4 separate regions of the Homo sapiens genome follow, and regions 1, 2 and 3 are each linked to region 4. A link is a contact called in ENCODE Hi-C or POLR2A ChIA-PET data. All regions are on one chromosome and are shown on one strand. Each heading gives the region's core, a stretch centred on a gene start or an enhancer-like site at or near the end of the contact. The rest is flanking DNA. Distances are from core to core; before and after follow the strand shown. Region 1 holds the start of TMEM219 (transmembrane protein 219). Region 2 holds the start of PHKG2 (phosphorylase kinase catalytic subunit gamma 2). Region 3 holds the start of PRR14 (proline rich 14). Region 4 holds the start of SH2B1 (SH2B adaptor protein 1).

Region 1 (2,951 bases), core at 197-2,696, 1.1 Mb before region 4:
CCGTCTCCGAAGTTCAAGGTGGTCAGCAAGCCCACGACGTGAGACCCTCGCCACTTCCCTGTGACTGTCCCATTCCTGGGACACAGGGTCAGCTGGCCAAAAGATCTCAAAAAAGAGACCCAGTCCTGTGAGCAAAAGAAGACGGGTGAGATGAGATTAGCAGCAAAAGCCTGTCTAGGTTGGAAGGAAGAGCGGGTACGGGGGTGGGGAACTTACCTGGGGGATGTCAGGGCTGCGCAGGCCAGTCCTGTGGGTGAGGAGGAAGCTGCCAAGGCCCAGGCCAGAGAGGCCAAGGAGCAGCAGGATCAAAGTGGCACAGACCAGAGGTGGGTGGTGGGCCAGACACAGGTGCAGGTTGTGCCCTGCCTGGCAGTTGCCCATGGGGAGCAGAGGGGGCTGAGCCTCCGGGGAGAGCCTGCTGGAAGACAGGGAGGGAGAATGGGACAAGAGCACCGCTTTTACGCAAAGAGAAAAGAAAGCTCAGAGAAGACAAAGGACTTCCCAAGGCCACACAGTAAGTGGCAGAGCCAGAACAAGAATCCAAGGTTCCCGACTCCAAAAGTTCAACTCCCTGCACTGCTGGATAAATATTTGCTGCATTTCATTTCTGAAGTAATCTAAGTGGAGGCAGAGCAGTGTACTCCGTGCTGGAAGAAGGAAACTGAAAGGGAGACTTCTCAGCTGGAGAAACAGGAAGCACTGTTCTGGGGCGAGGATTTGGCTGAGGAATAGTTCCAGCCAGAGCCCAGACAAGGGAAGACTCTGGAGAAGAACTCCACTGTGCAGCTAAACGGCTAGATCTGAATCCCTTTCTGTTATTCACTGACTCTGTGAGCTTAAGAATCCATGAAATGGGAGTTCTGAGAACACCAAGTAATAAGGATTAAACGTGGCGGATGAAGCAGTCTGCGTGGTATTTGGCCATGCAGGAATTCAACAAATGTCCACTTCCTTTCTCTTTCTCGTACAGATCCTCAAAACCGGGTAAGGCGAGGCAAAAAATACTGTGAGGGAAACTGAGGCTCGCGGACTTTAACACAGGAGGGGTAGGGCCAAGATCTGAACCCCGCCTCCTGCTTCCAAGTGGGGTGCTCCTTCCCACGCAAGGTGCGACGGCCTGATGGAAAAGAACTTCTGGAAGGCGAAGAGATAAACAGGGGTCGGGGGAAAAGAAGGGAGCCACGGAAATGTAGGTGTCACAAATGCTCAGCCCTGCCCCGCCTCCCGTCCGGCTGGAAGGGGGTTAAAGGGAGGGGAGGGCAGAGTCTGAGGGTCCGCCGCCGCTGGTGCACCTGAGCACCCCCTCCCCGGAAAGCCCCCGCCCCGAACGATTGCAACGCCCTCGTCCCCTCCCGGTCTCGCGCGTCGGATCCGCCAGCCGCTCGCTCTTACCCCTCGGGGCCGGGCGGAGGCCGGCGCCCCCCGCGACGTCACGAGCGGGGCCGCGAGGGGGCGGGGTCCGTGCTCTGCGCTTCCGTCCCCGACCCTCCTCCTCGCGCGGCCCCGCCCCGCGGCCGGGTCCGCATGCGCAGTGGCCACGCGGGCGCCAGCCTCGCAGCTCACCGCCAGGGTGGGGGCGTACCAAAGGGACACCCAAGGAAGGAGCCACCAGAAAGGAAAACCTCCGTGGGAGGGGTGGAAACGGGAGCGAGGCCAGGGAGCAAGTGCGAGAAACGTCGCAGAACCCGTAGGCTCCCTCCAGAGAGACTGGCGAGAACTGCCCCAGAAGCTTGTCGCGGGCATTTTTGGGCTGTGCGTCCCCTACCCGCGCCAATAGCACAGACCAGCCGCGCCCGGGTTCCCGGTGAGGACTCGGCATCCGCTCAGAGTTGCAGGGCTGCCACTTGAGGACTCTGTCCACTGGGGCTGGGAGTGGTGTTTTGGACTCCGCTCTTCTGTGCACCCCGATCTGCACCTTTCTCGTGGACCCTGACTTTTAGTGACTCCTTAATGTATAGGATGCTGGAGCTGAAGAGTTGCTCAGTAGAGAGCATCTCAGTTCACTTCTGCCCAAGTTTTGGAGGTGAGAACATCTGACTGGAGGTAGCATGACACATGGAGCCAGGAACTTTGGGTTCAAATCCTGACTGTCCGTACCCTCGCATAAGCCATAGCCGCGCTCTCAGGGGACTAAGCTTACCCCTCTACTAAAGAGGATCATCCTATCTATCTCACCGGTTGGATCAGAAGCTTAAAGGGTAAAATGTGGGAAAACATGGGCCCAGTGCCCACTAAGCACACAGGACAGATGCTACTTGAAACGGAATCTATTTAATTCGACTGTGGCTTCCTTAAGGCAGAGGCCATGTCGTTTGTATCAACAGCCACAAAAGTTTGTGGCACAAAACCTTCGCATATACAAATGATTTTTTTTTTTTTTGAGACGGGGTCTCAGTCTGTCGCCAGGCTGGAGTGTAGTGGCGCGATCTCGACTCACTGCAACCTCCGCCTCCCGGATTCAAGCTATTCTTCTGCCTCAGCCTTCCGAGTAGCTGGGACTACAGGCGCACGCCACCACGCCCAGCTAATTTTTGTATTTTTAGTAGAGACGAGGTTTCACCATGTTGGCCGGGATGGTCTTGATCTCTTGACTTCGTGGTCTGCCCGCATCGGCCCCCCAAAGTGCTGGGATTACAAGCGTGAACCACCACACCCGGCCGATTTTTTTTTTTTTTTTTTTTTTTTTTTGACAGAGCCTTGCTCTGTCATCGCCCAGGCTGGAGTTCAGTGGCACAATCAAAGCTCGCTGCAGTCTGGACGTCTTGGGCTCAAGAGATCCTCCCGCCTTAGCCTCCTGGGTAGTTGAGACAGCCGGTAGTCACACGCCACCCACCATGCCCAGCTAACTTTTGCATTGTGTGTAGAGACGGGGTTTTGCCATTTGCCATGTTGCCCAGGCATGTCTCGAACTCCTGACCTCAAGCAGTCCTCTCGCCTCGGCCTCCCAAAGT
Region 2 (3,109 bases), core at 504-3,003, 1.9 Mb before region 4:
TGGGGCAAAACCCTCCACCTTCCACAACACTTCCTACTCTCTTACTCTTGGCCACTTCACAGTTTCAATTTCCTGCGCAACCACTAAGGGCATCTGAGTTTGAGGCCATGTTTTAATTATGACCCAGCTTTAATGAGCCTCTTTGAGAATCTGATGAAAGCTGGAGACATCTACCACACGCATACATTTTTGCGATTTTAAAGACCCCCCCCTGAACTCCTACTCATACCTCAAGACCCAGCCCAAAGGTGACTCCTCCTGAGAAGGTGTGCTTTTCTGGAATCCCATAGCACTTGATACAGACCTCTACCTATCTAGCCTGATGCCTTTTTAACGTTCACGTGCCAATTTCAGTCACTTCGGGTGGAGTACCTCCAGGGCATACGCATCTTTTCTGCCCTCCCCGTGTTGAGCTTTGTGTTGAAGGCATAAATGAATGAATCCGTGAAAAAATGGGGTTGACCCAAGGTAAGAGTCTAGTCACTAGGTGTTCTCCACTGATCACTGATTCTTCCCATTTAGAACTATTCAGTCAACCAGGCGCGGTGGCTCACGCCTGTAATCCCAGCACTTTGGGAGGCTGAGGCGGGCAGATCACGAGATCAGGAGTTCAAGACCAGCGTGGCCAATATGGTGAAACGCCCGCCTCTACTAAAAATATAAATTAGCCGGCGTGGTGGCGCGCGCCTGTAATCCCAGCTACTCGGGAGGCTGAGGCAGGAGAATCACTTGAACCCAGGAGGCAGAGGTTGTAGTGAGCCGAGATCGCGCCACTGCATTCCGGCCTGGGCGACAGAGCGAGACTCCGTCTCAAAAACAAACAAACAAACAAACAAAACCAACTATCCAGTCTTCTCCTGAGAAAACCTGAACTTGAAAGACACACACACACACACAGACACACACACCACCACCACCAGCACCACCAGCACCAGCACCACCACCACCGAAAGACACACACACACACACACACCACCACCAGCACCACCACCAGCACCACCACCAGCACCACCACCACCAGCACCACCACCAGCACCAGCACCACCACCACCAGCACCAGCACCACCAGCAGCAGCAGCAGCAGCAGCACCACCACCACCACCACCACCACCACCACCACCACCACCACCACCACCACCACCACCACCACCACCACCACCACCACCACCACCACCACCCGCGAACTCTCCAGCCTTCAAACGGAAGCGGGAATGCTGGGGCTCGACCTCTTTGGACCTCCGTTTCCCTGGCCGCGGCCTTACCTGCCGATGACGTCCTTAGGGTCGTACTTCTGGTAAAACTCTTTGGCGGCGGCCCAGTCGGGCAGCTCATCCTCCGGCCCCACGTCCAGCGTCATCCTGAAGGAGGCGGGGGCCTGCGCGGAGGAGGAGGGCAGTGAGGGCAGGGAGGCCCACAGGCTCTGAGACGACCCGCATGGCGGCTCCCGGGGGCGCAGCCCTTGCAGCTGGGGCGCCAGGGTCCTGGGGGGTGGGGGGGGGTGGGGGAAGGACCCGGACTGGGGAGACCCCGCAGAAGAGCCTGGGGGCGGGAGGATGGCAGGGCAGGGAGGGGAGTGGGGAGATGTGCCCAGGAGGCAGGGGGAAGGGGCGCAAGGGCAGGCGGCTGTTGCCGCGCAGGCGCATTCGGGCGGGCGCAGGAAGGGGACGGGGGTCTAGCGCAGGCTCACCTGAGGGGGCAGGCAGAGGAGCCAGGGTCGACGCGAGCTGCGCTGTCGCCGGGTTTGCCTGCAGTCGCTCACCTTAACCCCCGGCGGCGGGCGACAACCCAAGGCTCCGCCTCCATCCTGCCCGCCAATGGTCAGCGCCGCCCGAAGACTGAGGCTCAGAAGCCCTTCCAATTGGAAACCGGCCGCCCAATTGGGGCTGGGGCGTGAGTCGGCGCTCGGCTGGACCTAAGGCTGCAACGCGACGCCGGGGCGCGGCTTCAGACGCGGCCAATCACCGAGTGGCATCTGCGGGACAGCAGAGGGCGGAGCTTGTTGTCACGTGGGCTTGGAGGCCTGGAATGGGACCCGGAAGTTGGGTTTACTGGGAAACGTGATCTCTGGGTGGCGGGGAAGCAGGACCTTCCCGCGCCTCTAGTTCCCAGACTTGAGCAGGGTTCCCTCGGTCTCCTCCAAGCATCCCTAACTGAATTCAGCATTTTCTCTTTTTTCAGACAGGGTCTCGCTCTGTAGCCCACGCTGAGGCTGCAGTGTAGTGGCGCGATCATAGCTCACTGCAGCCTTGAACTTCGGGGCTCAAGCGATCCTCCCGCCTCAGCCTCCCAAAATGCTGGGATTACAGGCTTGAGCCACAACGCCCAGCAAGCTCTTTTCAATATTAGCAGCCTGGCCCAAAGCGCCTGTCCTGAGTACACTCCAGCCCTTAAAACATTTGGACACACGCAGCTTGGACTCCAGCTTGGCCTCTTAGTTCGGACTTAAAATGCCAGAGGAAGCCTTTTCTGTGTCCGCTTCAACTCCTCCTAAATACATCCAAAGCCCTAGCGTTTACTATCTGGGATTTACACACTTTCTCAATCTTCCACCCTCTCCCAAAAGCCTTGTATCACACTCTGTTCTAAACCCACCAGGTTGTTAGATTCTGCCAGGAGTGACTCAGTGCATAGCTCAAACCTGGCATTCACTAACAAATTTTTATGACCGTCTAAGACCTAGGAACTAGACTGAGAGCAATGAAACAACACACACACCCCTACCCTGTGGAGGTTATGTTCCAGCCAAAGAGGAAAAGAATTAACTTATCTCCCTACAGCTATCTTAGAAATGACACTTTGGGATTACAATTATGAGGGAAGAAAAATGAATTCAGGTAACTTTTTATAGAGTACTATGACTCTATACCATCAATCTAAAGGCAAAATTGCAAAAAATCTTGAACTTTACTTAGATTTGTTGTTTGGTAATATAACAGGATAATAATTCTGAAGCTGAGTAATCAATATATTGATGTGACTGGAAGCCAAGGTTCTTAACTGTGGGAATCTGGAATCTGGAATCTGGAATGGGGAAAGTGGAGAAAGAACCCTATGATTGACTGGAATTTTTAAAAAGATTTTTAAAAGATGTAAAGTAGATAACATTAAC
Region 3 (3,245 bases), core at 232-2,731, 1.8 Mb before region 4:
TTTCTTATCTGTGCAGTGGAGTCAAAGACCTCAGCCTGCTTCCTAAGGAGGCTGGGCTGGGAAGAAAGCAGAAGAGTTTCGGCCCAGCGCCGTGGCTCACGCCTGTAATCCCAATACTTTGGGAGGCAGAGATGGGAAGATCGCTTGATGCCAGTTTGAGACCAGCTTGTGCAACATAGCAAGACCCTGTCTCTAAAAAAAAAAAAAAGATAGAAAAAAAGAAGCAGAAGAGTTTCTCAGAGTTACAGGGATGTGGTTCCAGCCCAAAATCGTTGGTGGGTGGAATGGGCACTGCCCAATTCTAGGTTGGAGTAAGTGGGAGCCAAGCAGGACTCTACCATGAGGGAGGCTGCCTGAGGGCTGAGTACAACAATGATGGATTTGGACTTCAGTTATCCTCAGTAGGGATCTGGCCCGAGTTTGGTAGTGAGGAAAGTCATGGGGGAATAGAGAGTCTCTTGGTTCAGGGGGCTCACCATGTGAACAGCCATGACATCTTCTAGCACCACGGCCAGGACCCGCCGAGAGGCCTTTTCCAGGGGAGAAGGGGCCCCCGGGAGCTGCAGCCTCGGCCGTTTCGGGCTCCTGGCTCCCCATAATGCTCGAGTCAGAGGCTGGCGGCACAGACGCGGCTGGCCAGGCGGGCTGGAGGGTGAAAGAAGCAGAGGACGGTCGCCCGAACCTGTCGCTGGCTCTGTAGTTTCCCGGCACGGTCGCCAGGATCCCCATCTCCCGGGGTCAAGACAGGCGGGCCGCCCGGGTACGCTCTCACCTGGAGTCCCCGGGCAAGTCCATGGGAGACGCGGCGGCTCCGGGGGGGTCCCTGGGGAATCCCAGGCTGCGGCCTGGGGTAAGGGGGGAGCGGGGGAGCGGGGGGTGAGGGCCGGCCCCTTCCCTGGGGCTCCGCCCTTCATGGTCCGCCCGCGGCTCCCCGTAGCCCAGCGGCCGCAGCCCTGGGGCGCGAAAGGGCGCCCCCGGCCGGTCGCCCGGAGCGGGTGTCCTCCCGCTGCCACCGCCTCGATCAGCGGATCACTCGCGCCCTGCCTGGCACCTGCCGCCAGAACCCAGAATGCAGCGGCCCCAGTTCTCCCGCGGCCCGAGCCTCCCGAGGCCTTTGTCCCTGCAGATTATGCCCCGAGATCCCCCGGGATCCACGGGGATCCCGGTCCTGGGAGGCTATTTCCGCTGGATCCCTCTGCGATCCTCCTCCTCTCCCAGCGAGTGGCCGAGGACTCCAAAGCAATACTCCATACATCGACGACCCTCCATCCCACCAGATCCCCTAGACTGGATCCCTGAGGAAAGAATCCTACAGCGCGGTTCCGCCAATCAGACGCCGGGCGAGGCTTTTCCTTCCCCTGTAAGCTTCAGCGCCGCAAAGCTCCGCTCAGACAGGGGCGGCCCGAGCTGGAGCATCTCCGAACTCAGCGTAGATCCCCAGGGATCCACTGTCAAGCAGATACCCTCTTCACTCCAATCCCGGGAGGTCCCGCCCACAGACGCCCCTTCCCTCCTCGCGTCCCCGCCCAGCGGTCTCCCCCGGCCCGGGACCAGATGGTTCAGAAGTTTCCTTCCCCGCCCCCACTCCCGCCCTCTCTCCAGCCACTCCTTGCCCTCCCCCAAGGGCTGCTCACCGCCGCCTCCCGTGGATCCCGGGTCTTCCGCAGCTCCCACCTCCGGCTCCTTTAAAAACCAAGCTTACCCAACGCTGCCCAACCGCCGATGGCCTTCTTCTCGGAGCCTCTGGACACCGCCCAATCGCCGGTCCCCGTCTTCCGGGGTGGTGAGAAACTAAGTGAAGCCACCTGGCGGCCATCATCCCTAGGGGCAGGAAGCCAAACTGAGTGGCGCCGCCATGATGGTTGAGGGCAGATGTCTTAGTCCTCGTTGAACCGTGGTGGACCGGGTGGCGTCATCTTTTGAGGGCCATATACAATGCCAGGTTTCTTGATATGTTGAGGCAACCGATTGAAGCTAGAGTGCCGCCACGCTTTTTAAGGGCATCTTCCGGTTCTTTCGTTCTTAGGCCAATAAACGTCGACTGAGTGCTAACGATATGTGAAATTCCCAATTTCCTAGAGTGGCCTCGTTTGAGGAAGGTTCCGGCATCTTCCTGGGTTCCTAAACTGGGTTCCCACGGCCCAGGGTCCGAGTTTAGGAGGGGGTGGTGGAGGCCCTGAGTCCGAACACCCGGGATCAAAGACGGGCTGGTGCGGCCTGTGGCTCCGTTGCTGGCGCCTTGTCCTGGAGAGATGGGACCGAGCCGAAGTGGGGAGGAGACTGGGGGCGCTAAGCTTGACTTCCCCTGAGTGTTGCCCACCTACTTCTTCCTGGAGAAGTGGGGGTGCCCACGGTCCGCGCAGAGGTCTATAGGACAGGGGCATCTTTGCAGGAGGCCAAGAATATACCTTGGCTTGCTAGTGGGGCCCGGCTCTCAGGAACCACTGTCTCAAGTGGGGCCCGCAGGATGGGGGAGGTGTAAATAGTCCTGAGGAGTAAGGGATCAGGGTGGGACGCTGCTGCTTGGAGGAGCTGCGTCATGGACCCTTTACTGGAAGCTGGGCTGTTGGTGGGGAGGAAGTGGGCATGTAGTGGCTTCTTGCAGCGCTATGAAGGTGCCCTGACCGCTTAACCAAAGCCCATGTCTGCACTAGTTCTCCTTCCCCAGATTCCCTGGTCCAAACCAGTACTTCTTTTCTTTTTTAATTTTTTTTTTTTAATTTGAGGCAGGATCTCGCTATGTTGCCCAGGCTGATCTTGAACACCTGGGCTCAAGTAGTCCTCCCGCCTCAGCGTCCCAAAGTGCTGGGATTACAGGCGTGAGCGCCCAGCACGAGTCCTTATTTTGTTTTCTTAACAGAACGAGAGACCCTGAAGCCTAGAATCCTGGGTCCGAGATAAGGTGCAGAGGTGCTTCCTGGTTTAGGTGTCATAATTCTCAGGGGATTGAGTGATGAAAGTGATAAAACAGGGCCGGGTGTGGTGGCTCACACCTGTTATCCCAGCACTTTGGGAGGCAGAAGATAGCGGATCACTTGAGGCCAGGAGTTCAAGACCAGCCCGGCCAACATGGCAAGACCCCATCTCTAAAAAAAAAAATACAAAAAAATGAGCCGAGCATGGTGGCGCACGCCTGTAGTCCCAGCTACTCAGGAGGCTGAGGTGGGAGGCTCTCTTGAGCCTGGGAGGTCGCAGCTGCAGTGGGCTATGATCGCGCCACTGCACTCTAGCCTGGGCGACAGAGA
Region 4 (3,140 bases), core at 580-3,079:
CACACTTCCCATGAGCCATTCTAGAGGCTCCCACTTGGTTATCTTACCTTTCCCTGAGAGGTTTCAAAGACCTCTCGAACAGATGAGGAAACCGAAGCTCAGAAAAGTTTCAGAACTCCAAGTCTACTGTTTTCCCCACTTCATAGTCCCTGTCCCCAGGGCCCGGCTGGGCCAGCCTCAGCCATAGCACCTCACCGCCCCAGCTCGCAGGGGGCTAGAGAGGAGCTGGGATTCTAGACCTTAGAGAGCCTGCCTCACGCATCTTAGGGTCCAACTCTTTGGAGGGGGCCGATTCATTAATGAGGATGGATGCATGATGGACCAAAACAGTAATTGTCTTGAAAGCTGACCCCAGAGTCCAGCACCCACGCACTGCGTGAAGGAGATGTGAAATAGCTACAGCCCACTTCTTTGGTATCCCTTCAGTCTGGGGCCAGAGGCCGCAGGGGCCCCAGAGGAGAAACTGGGTTGGCTCAGGTCAAGTCTTTGCTGGCCTCACGTAAACAAAACATCACAGGGAGAGCTGGGGCCCTAGGATTTTTCACCTTCCTCTTCTCCCACTGGGGAGTATGCCCTAAAGGCAGGTTAGCCTTCTGGTTAAGGCCATGGACTTGAGTCAGACCAGGGCTCAAACCACCTTATGAGCACCCAGTCCAGCCACCTTATGAGCGATGTTATCTTGAACAAATTCCACGTCCTCTCTGAGCCTCCGTTTTTCTATCTGTTAAACAAAGCTAATGATCCCTCCCCTCGAAATGTTGAGAGAATTACATGGAATGGGGTATGTCAGCGCTGAACGCAAAGTAAGCATCCGCTGAACGACTGCCATTGTTACTATCTTCATGTGGGAGAAGAATATTATTGTTCCAATTTTCTAAAATAGAAATTAGAGAAAGGAGGAGCCCTCTCAAGGTCTTACAACTAGAAAGTGGCAGAGCTGGGTGTGGAATTTACAACCCTTGGCTCTTGTTAGCGCTCCTCCCGCCACGCAATACTGGAAGGTGACAGCCCCAGGACTGGGGCCAGAGCAGCTCAGGAAAGCCTCCCCAAACCCTCAGCGACCTCAGACTCCTGTTCAAACCTACAGCCAGGCTGTAAGTCGGTGAACCCTCCCCTTCCTCCTGGGCCTCGACCCTACAAGCTCAGATGGCTCCAACCGCAGGGACAACTCCAAACCAACGAGAAACAATCAGGAGATGCAGGAGTCATGGAGCACGGGGGAACCCAGCCAAGAAGTGCAAACCAATCTCCAGCCAGCGGCCACCTCGGCTCACACAGGCCCACCCAATCCTCCGCACCGCAGACAGACCCAGCCCCCTTCAGGCCCGCTGACCCTGCGACTCCTAAGCTGGTGACTCAGTTTCTCTTCTGCCAAGCAGGACTCAGACACATTTTCCCGGTGCACCTGCCTCCTGGCTCAGTTCTGATATTTCCCGAAGGGCGGGAGGTGGAGGGTGCAGGCTCCGCTCTCGGCTCGGACCCTCCGGGCCCGGTGGTCCATATACTCCGATCCGACCCTACTCCCTGGACACCCCCCAGCCGCCCATTTTCCGGGGCCGCATCCACCTCGGGACCAGCCCTGTCTGCTGCACTCTCCGGGGCCGAGTGCCTCTCCAGCCCCCGGCCCTCCACGCCCACCCCCACCCAGGAATCCTCTCGGGCGCCAGGGCCGGGTCGCGGAGAGGGAAAAGGTACTTGAAGAGGGGGGTTCCGGTTCCGGTCCCACCTGCATCTCGGTCCCCGAGGTTAGCTCCGGCGGCGGCGGCGGCGGCGGCGGCTCCCGCTCCCTGCGCCCCCACCCACTACGCGACGAGCGCCCAGCCCGGTTCCGCGCAGGCGTCAGGACCCCCTTTCCCGTCGCTGAAGGAAGAGACCATAGAGAACAGCGGCGGGAGGGAAGGGCACCTTCATACTTACTTCCGCCATCCTCCCACTCGGCGCCGACCCCAGGAGACCGAAGACGGTGTGAATCTCGTAGGGCTTCAGTGCCTTCTCCAGTTGCACCTAAAAGCGACCACAGACGCAGCGGGGGAAGTGCTTGGATCCCACCAGAGCGTCCTCCCGGAGGAAATTCGGGACAAAGGGGCGATGTCGACCATAGAGAACCGGCCTTAGGGGATAGAGTCCCAGGGCCCGGCTGAGGGCTAGAGTAGCCGCCGAGCACCGGAAACCAGCGAGATGATGAGGCTGTGTGAACGGCCCGCTGCAGCCTAGAGCGCCGGCCCCGCTGTGGAGGGGCACGCGGACAACGCCACCAAGGAGCTGAGCGAGGAAAGAAGCGGGTGACCTTGGGGAGGCCCTGCGGGGAGGCGGAGCCTGAACTTACGACCTTGGTTTATCTGAGGAAAGGGGCAGGCGGTCCAGGAGTTTGCATCTCTGAGGCTGGAGATGAAGATGGTGGTAGTGGTGGGGGAGGGGGTGGGTAGAAATAATGAGGTCAGGGCCGGGCGCAGTGGCTCATGCCTGTAATCCCAGCACTTCGGAAGGCCGAGGCAGGTGGATCACCTGAGGTCAGGAGTTCGAGACCAGCCTGGCCAACATGGTGAAACCCCGTCTCTACTAAAAATACAAAAATTAGCCGGGCATGGTGGCGCGCGCCTGTAGTCCCAGTCCCTCCGGAGGCAGAGGCAAGAGAATAGCTTGAATCCGGAAGGCAGAGATTGCGGTGAGCCGAGATGGCGCCACGGCACTCCAGCCCAGGCAACAGAACTAGAATCCCTATTTTAAAAATAGAAAAAAAAAAAATGAGGTCAGGGCCGGGAGCGCTGGCTCACGCCTGTAATCCCAGCCCTTTGGGAGGCCGAGGCGGGCGGATGGCTTGAGGTCAGGAGTTTGAGACCAGCCTGACCAACATGGTGAAACCCCGTCTGTACTAAAAATACAAAAAATTTAGCCGGGCGTGGTGGCAGGCGCCTGTAATCCCAGCCCCTTGGGAGACCGAGGCAGGAGAACAGCTTGAACCCGGGAGGCAGAGGTTGCGGTGAGCCGAGATGGCGCCACGGCACTCCAGCGCGGGCAACAGAGCTAGACTCCCTATCAAAAAAAAAAAAAAAAAAAAAGAATTGAGGTCAAGGCCGGACGCAGTGGCTCACGCCTGTAATCCCAGCACTTTGGGAGGCCGAGGCGGGCGGATCACTTGA

Evidence for each region. Hi-C counts contacts between places; a loop is a spot of excess contacts on that map. ChIA-PET counts read pairs that join two places held with the same protein, here RNA polymerase II (POLR2A). Pooled maps may share reads with other maps.
Region 1: a pooled map shows a loop between it and region 4 (5-fold over the local background). The contact joins the promoter of TMEM219 here to the promoter of SH2B1 in region 4. A Hi-C loop is called at or near these places in 4 of 50 pooled maps. POLR2A ChIA-PET finds 5 or more read pairs at or near these places in 2 of 52 experiments (PC-9 and activated CD8-positive, alpha-beta memory T cell).
Region 2: a loop to region 4 is called in a pooled map, with 8 times the contacts of the local background. The contact joins the promoter of PHKG2 here to the promoter of SH2B1 in region 4. A Hi-C loop is called at or near these places in 1 of 168 maps with a recorded cell type or tissue (OCI-LY7) and 1 of 50 pooled maps. POLR2A ChIA-PET finds 5 or more read pairs at or near these places in 3 of 52 experiments (CD8-positive, alpha-beta memory T cell, HCT116 and HepG2).
Region 3: a pooled map shows a loop between it and region 4 (9-fold over the local background). The contact joins the promoter of PRR14 here to the promoter of SH2B1 in region 4. A Hi-C loop is called at or near these places in 1 of 37 single-sample maps with no recorded cell type and 7 of 50 pooled maps. POLR2A ChIA-PET finds 5 or more read pairs at or near these places in 1 of 52 experiments (naive thymus-derived CD8-positive, alpha-beta T cell).

Annotation. Positions count from the first base shown.
Region 1 is chr16:29,960,574-29,963,524 of GRCh38, reverse strand. TMEM219 (transmembrane protein 219) reads right to left here and starts at 1,446. Exons shown (of 6, transcript NM_001083613.2): 1 at 1,393-1,446; 2 at 217-418; 3 at 1-125. The coding sequence starts at 381. RefSeq lists a silencer at 1,164-1,613 and an enhancer at 1,964-2,073.
Region 2 is chr16:30,747,069-30,750,177 of GRCh38, reverse strand. PHKG2 (phosphorylase kinase catalytic subunit gamma 2) reads right to left here and starts at 1,753. Exons shown (of 10, transcript NM_000294.3): 1 at 1,688-1,753; 2 at 1,263-1,375. The coding sequence starts at 1,357. RefSeq lists silencers at 1,527-1,666, 1,707-2,006.
Region 3 is chr16:30,649,196-30,652,440 of GRCh38, reverse strand. PRR14 (proline rich 14) reads right to left here and starts at 1,481. Exons shown (of 12, transcript NM_024031.5): 1 at 1,314-1,481; 2 at 773-845; 3 at 477-645. The coding sequence starts at 795. RefSeq lists silencers at 833-1,122, 1,393-1,592 and enhancers at 1,613-2,022, 1,726-2,241, 2,242-2,759.
Region 4 is chr16:28,862,532-28,865,671 of GRCh38, reverse strand. It overlaps SH2B1 (SH2B adaptor protein 1), which reads right to left and starts at 1,829. Exons shown (of 8, transcript NM_001387430.1): 1 at 1-1,829. RefSeq lists a silencer at 1,615-1,774 and enhancers at 1,885-2,244, 1,887-2,392, 2,110-2,404, 2,685-2,754.